Linked DNA regions of Homo sapiens: region 1 is linked to region 2. A link is a contact called in ENCODE POLR2A ChIA-PET data. All regions are on one chromosome and are shown on one strand. The core of a region is the stretch at or near the end of the contact, and the rest is flanking DNA. Distances in the headings are between cores, read along the strand shown.

The links. ChIA-PET counts read pairs that join two places held with the same protein, here RNA polymerase II (POLR2A).
Region 1: POLR2A ChIA-PET joins it to region 2 with 14 read pairs in GM12878. The contact joins the promoter of ACBD3 here to the promoter of TIMM17A in region 2. POLR2A ChIA-PET finds 5 or more read pairs at or near these places in 2 of 52 experiments (GM12878 and naive thymus-derived CD4-positive, alpha-beta T cell).

The regions. Positions count from the first base shown.
Region 1 is chr1:226,185,414-226,188,113 of GRCh38, reverse strand. ACBD3 (acyl-CoA binding domain containing 3) reads left to right here and starts at 1,373. Exons shown (of 8, transcript NM_022735.4): 1 at 1,373-1,724. The coding sequence starts at 1,439. LOC101927247 (a long non-coding RNA gene) reads right to left here and starts at 218. Exons shown (of 2, transcript XR_001738504.2): 1 at 181-218. RefSeq lists silencers at 1,472-1,766, 1,403-1,882.
Region 2 is chr1:201,954,088-201,956,787 of GRCh38, reverse strand. It overlaps TIMM17A (translocase of inner mitochondrial membrane 17A), which reads right to left and starts at 1,285. Exons shown (of 6, transcript NM_006335.3): 1 at 1,236-1,285. The coding sequence starts at 1,261. RefSeq lists an enhancer at 1,007-1,296.

The DNA of each region.
Region 1 (2,700 bases), core at 124-2,623, about 24 Mb before region 2:
CAAACTGAACAATAACCCTAAAAAAGTACGTTAACAATATCAGTAATGAGTTGTGATGCTGAAATAAATTTATAAACAATTATTAAGAAACAAATTTAATCAGCCATGCTGGAGAAAAGACTGATCTTTCTCTTTTCTTTATAGAGAATTACAAAATACGCCGGGCGCGGTGGCTCTCACCTGTAATCCCAGCACTTTGGGGAGGCTGAGGCGGGCAGATCACATGAGGTCAGGAGTTTGAGACCAGCCTGGCCAACATGGGGAAACTCTGACTCTACTAAGTTTACAAAAATTAGCCGGGCGTGGTGGTGAGCACCTGTAATCCCAACTACTTGGGAGGCTGAGGCAGGAGAGTTGCTTGAACCCGGGAGGCAGAGGTTGCAGTGAACCGAATTGCACCACTACACTCCAGCCTGGGTGGCACAGCAGGACTGTCTGCAAAAAACAAAAAAAAAAAAAAAAAAAAAAAGTTACAAAATAATTGTTATAGGAAAAGGCAATCAGAAGTACGCAGCCAAAACAAAGGTGGGAAAAATGATCATAAATGGTGCTCCCAAAGTCTGGAAACACAGGTGAATATACATAATGTCGGGGGCGACTTCAATCTTTTAGAAAAAAATAGGTTTCTGGGCTCTCAGACGCCCTGTAGAAGAATATCAGGCAGTCAATGAAAATATTACGGTTATGTGTGTGATGTTTGTGGGTTTTATTAACTTTTAAAATATCATTTGTTTTTTCTTTCTCTTTCTAAATATACATTCACTTTCCTACCCTTCTGCGCGTAACTTTTTGTACTCTTTCCTAATGAGGGTCCCCACAAATTGTATGAGCTGCGCTTCCTGCAAAACCAGGATCAGCCCCGTCTGCAACCTCAAAGTCACTGAATTTCTCTGCAGTCTCAGTTTCCCCTTTTAAAAAAATTGGGAATTTGCCCTGCATTTCCTTAGAGTTGCTGTGAAGGCCAAACGAGATGGTGGTGGGCAAAAGAGCTCTGCCAACCACGCAGGCCCCTGCAAATGTGAAGGGCCTCTGACCTGGAGGGTTGGGTGCTGGCCGACCTCGTCAATCCTCCCTACTCCGACCCCCGCGCGGGGCTCCACTGACCCCGCCCCTGCTGGGCACTGACAGCCGCAGCACCGAACCGAGCGGTGGGGGTGGTAGCACCCGCCCACCTGGAGCAACTGGGATCCGAAAGGATGGGGTGCGGGGGAGGGGAGTTCGGGACCAACGGGAGTTGGGGAGCCTGAAGGGTGGTCGCTGAGCCAGGGCAACTGACGATTCCGGAGGGGGTGGGGCGCCAGGCCTCAGCCCCTCTCCCGGAGCCCTCCAGCCTCCTCAGCAGCGGAAGTTCCGGTGTCGGTAAGCGGAGGTCAGAGGTCAGCAGGAAGTCGATACGTGGCTGCCGTCTGTCCCCGCTGAGGAGGTGCAGCAGCCGGAGATGGCGGCGGTGCTGAACGCAGAGCGACTCGAGGTGTCCGTCGACGGCCTCACGCTCAGCCCGGACCCGGAGGAGCGGCCTGGGGCGGAGGGCGCCCCGCTGCTGCCGCCACCGCTGCCACCGCCCTCGCCACCTGGATCCGGTCGCGGCCCGGGCGCCTCAGGGGAGCAGCCCGAGCCCGGGGAGGCGGCGGCTGGGGGCGCGGCGGAGGAGGCGCGGCGGCTGGAGCAGCGCTGGGGTTTCGGCCTGGAGGAGTTGTACGGCCTGGCACTGCGCTTCTTCAAAGGTGAGCCGGGCCAGCCCCACCCCCGCCGCTTCTGCCCGGCCCCGGGAGCCCGGCGTGGGCTGTGGTCCCCAGGGTGACTGGACCAGACTTGCCCTCACCCACTCATACTGGGCTGTGGTGACTCAAGCGGGGTTCCCTCCTTGGGGGTACCCGAAGTTTGTCACTACCCGCTTGGCCACTAGGTCACACCCCTGACGGGCCTGCAACCTTGGTTTAGCAGTCATGTCCCGCCTCCCAGAGGTTACCGGGACATTTTACCTGATTTAGCTTCTGGGATTTCCAGGAGCCCTGGTGGAAGAATGAGCCCACTTTCTTCCAAAGGATCCCATTCTGGGATTGCCTTTTATTATTATTATTTTTTTAACTGACGCTTTTCTTTTCCTATTTCCCATGGCTTGTCACATCAGAACCCGCCGATTTTTACCCTTAGTGGAAGAAATCTGTCAAGAGGTTCCATACATAGCTTTTCCAGCCATTCTTGGGAACCATAAACTGGAACAGGACTTGATCCCCCGGCAGATTGATGTGGCAGAGAGGAGGAAGTAAAGTGTTAAGCTCATCATCCTCTCCGGCTTGTCAAACTCTTGAGGAGAGATGTCCACTATGTTCTAGTAACTTCTAGGTGGTTAAAATTTTACATTGTAAGCAATGTGCAAGAGTGAATTCTCAGAGTAAGGCCTAACAGTACCTTCTGTGCTTTTCGCATAATTAATTGTTAAATGTCTCTTGTCTTAGAGCAAGATTGTAGTGTGCGGTTTTTTTTTTTTTTAATTGGGTGATTCACTTAGTCGAATGGTGGAGAGACCAATCACATGATTTTTGTCAGTGGGAAAAACTGATGAAAGCCCGTTAGTTTGATTCTTAAAGATACTTAGTCTTGTAGGGCGAATGGACAGGGAGGGACATCAGCAAATGCAACTTTAAAAGTGGTTGCTAGGTTCCACGTACATTCCAGAGCAGCATATTTATGACACTT
Region 2 (2,700 bases), core at 36-2,535:
GACGGGGTTTCACCATACTGGCCAGGCTGGTCTTGAACTCCTGACCTCGTGATCCGCCTCGGCCTTCCAAAGTGCTGGGATTACAGGCGTGAGCCACCACACCCGGCCTTATTTTTCTAAGATCTTTAACTCAACATAGTTAAATATTTTAACTCTCTGCTAACCTGTGTCATTATAGTACATCAAACAGCTATTTACAGTGTGCTGAGTCCTACATATCTGAGCACAATCCAGAATGGAGGATAACTGCTTTGAAGAAGATAAGTTTGAAGAGCCAGGAGACCCTAAAACTTATATTTTGTATGCCATTTATGGGAGAGGGGAACATAAAACATGCAACAAGGCTAGGATACCAGAGTAGTAATTTAAGGTCCTGGGCACTTTCACAAATTGAGGACATCTTGGTTGTTGCTCTTACACAATAAAACAAATGATTAACCGAAATATCAAGATTTGATTTTTTACCTATGACCCTAGAAACTTTAAACTCTGGCAACCTGAGACTTCTGACAGCAATTACATCGTTTTATAATTATCTATGTGTCTGGTTTATTCATACTCAATAAACGCTGGATGTAACAATGAATTTCTGTCCATGGCTTTTCAGAGAACACATGCTATTACCTCTTCCTATTTCCCAGGTAATTTTTGTCCCCCTCTACCCTCAAGAAAGAATTCCAAGAAGGAAAACAAGGCCCCACGCAATAAAGAAGCTTATCCAGACCCCTTGGCTAAAATCTATGTTCCATTCATTTAAAATGCTTCACTCTGTGGACACATATCATGATACAAGTAAAACCTCAAGAATGACACTCCCTCAAATGCCTATTCTTCAGTTCCTCAACGCAGGAACTGAGCAAGGCGAGACGGAGGGACGCGCCCAAGGTCACCTCGACGAACAGGGGGGATTATAACTGGCCCCGCATAAAGTCGATTACGCCCTGCGTTGGGAGGAGGTTCCGAGGTTCTATCAAACTCAAGTCTGGACCTCCTTACCATCCATCACAAGGTCACACGGGTGCTGGGTTGGGAGAGGGAGGCTCACGCGGCCGGGGAGGTACTAAGTACAGGGCTAAGAAGCCGACTGGCCGCGAAAGACCGCATTGCCCAGTTACCAGGCCCAAGTCGACGAGGCTGCGGTTGAGTCTGGCTTGCACCTTGGGAGCCTGGACAAGGGAGAAGGAGGGCAGTGGGCAGGGGGGCAAGAGAAATGCAAAGACAGCGGTGAAGCTCACCAAGGCTCTCGCGCGTACTCCTCCATCTTGACTCCAATGCCGCGAGTGATGCCGGGCAAGCTGGGCGGAGCCTGACCCCAGAGGCGGAAGTGATCCCGAGAGGAGGGCGTTAAGGTCTATGAGCATTGGTTCACCATTTCCCGCTGCAGCCAATGGGAGCCAGGACTCCTGTGGCCAGCGTGTGGTCGGGGCATTGGCCGCGGCGTGGCGAGACTGGCCCTGCCCACGTCCTCAAAGGCCGCGAGTCCCGGCTGTGTGGGCGGGGGGCTACCAATGACGGAGTCACACTACCCGGTCACCAGAGGTTCCGTGGACTGAAATCAACGCGATACTGCCTAAATACGCTTCTTTCTTTCCCTTCCCTTCCGCCTTCCCTTCCCCCTTCCCTTCCCCCTTTCCTTTTCTTCTCTCCTTCCATCCTTTTTCTTTCTTTCTTTTTCTTTTCTTCTTCTTTTTTTTTTTGAGACAGAGTCTGGCTCTGTCGCCCAGGCTGGAGTGCAGCGGCGAGATCTCGGCTCACTGCAACCTCCGCCTCCCGAGTTCAAGCGATTCTCCTGCCTTAGCCTCCTGAGTAGCTGGGACTACAGGCGGGCGCCACCAGGTCCGGCTAATTTTTATGTTTTTTTAGTAGAGACGGGGTTTCGCCATGTTGATCAGGCTGGACTCGAACTCCTGACCTCGTGATCCGCCCACCTCGGCCTCCCAGAGTGCTAGAATTACAGGCGTGAGCCGCCGCACCCGGCCTCTTTCTTTCTCTTCTTTTCTTTTCTTTCCTTTCTCTCTCTTCTTTTTCTTTCTTTCTTTTTTGGTACTTTTGCTGTCAAATGTGGATTAATGCTATCTTATTCGTCACTTACTGTGAAGCTGTTACCAAATACACGTAGCTCCTTTAGGGCAAACAGTGTCTCAGTGATTTATAATAACCACAGTGCCTGGAATGTAGTAGATGCTCAATAAATGTTTGTGAACTGGAACTGTTTGGGCCATCTGGAGAGCCATGACCAATTTGGAGCCCTCGATTTCAGGGACATTGACACCAGAGCCTCTCACAGGCCTCTCCACTAATGATCACCAGAAGGTGTGAAGATGTTTGGCTCGGAGAAGAGGGGACTTATGGGGACCAGGCCGGGCGTGGTGACACGTGCCTGTAGCCCTGACTGTTCGGGAGACTGAGGCGGGAAGATAGCTTGAGCCCAGGAGATCTACCCCGCAGGGAGCTGTGATCATGCCACTGCACTCTAGTGACAGAGTGAGACACTGTCAAAAAAAAAAAAAAAAAAAGGTTGGGACCCATGGAGCTTTTAGTTTACTGTCAACAAAATCCCAATCATGTGATGGCTGTTAAAGTGCTCCTCTCCATTCTGTACGTTTGTAATTAACTTTAAAAATATGTATATATTTATTTTACGGAAAAGTCAATGTCATAAATAATGGAAGAGGCCGGGCGCAGTGGCACACGCCTGTA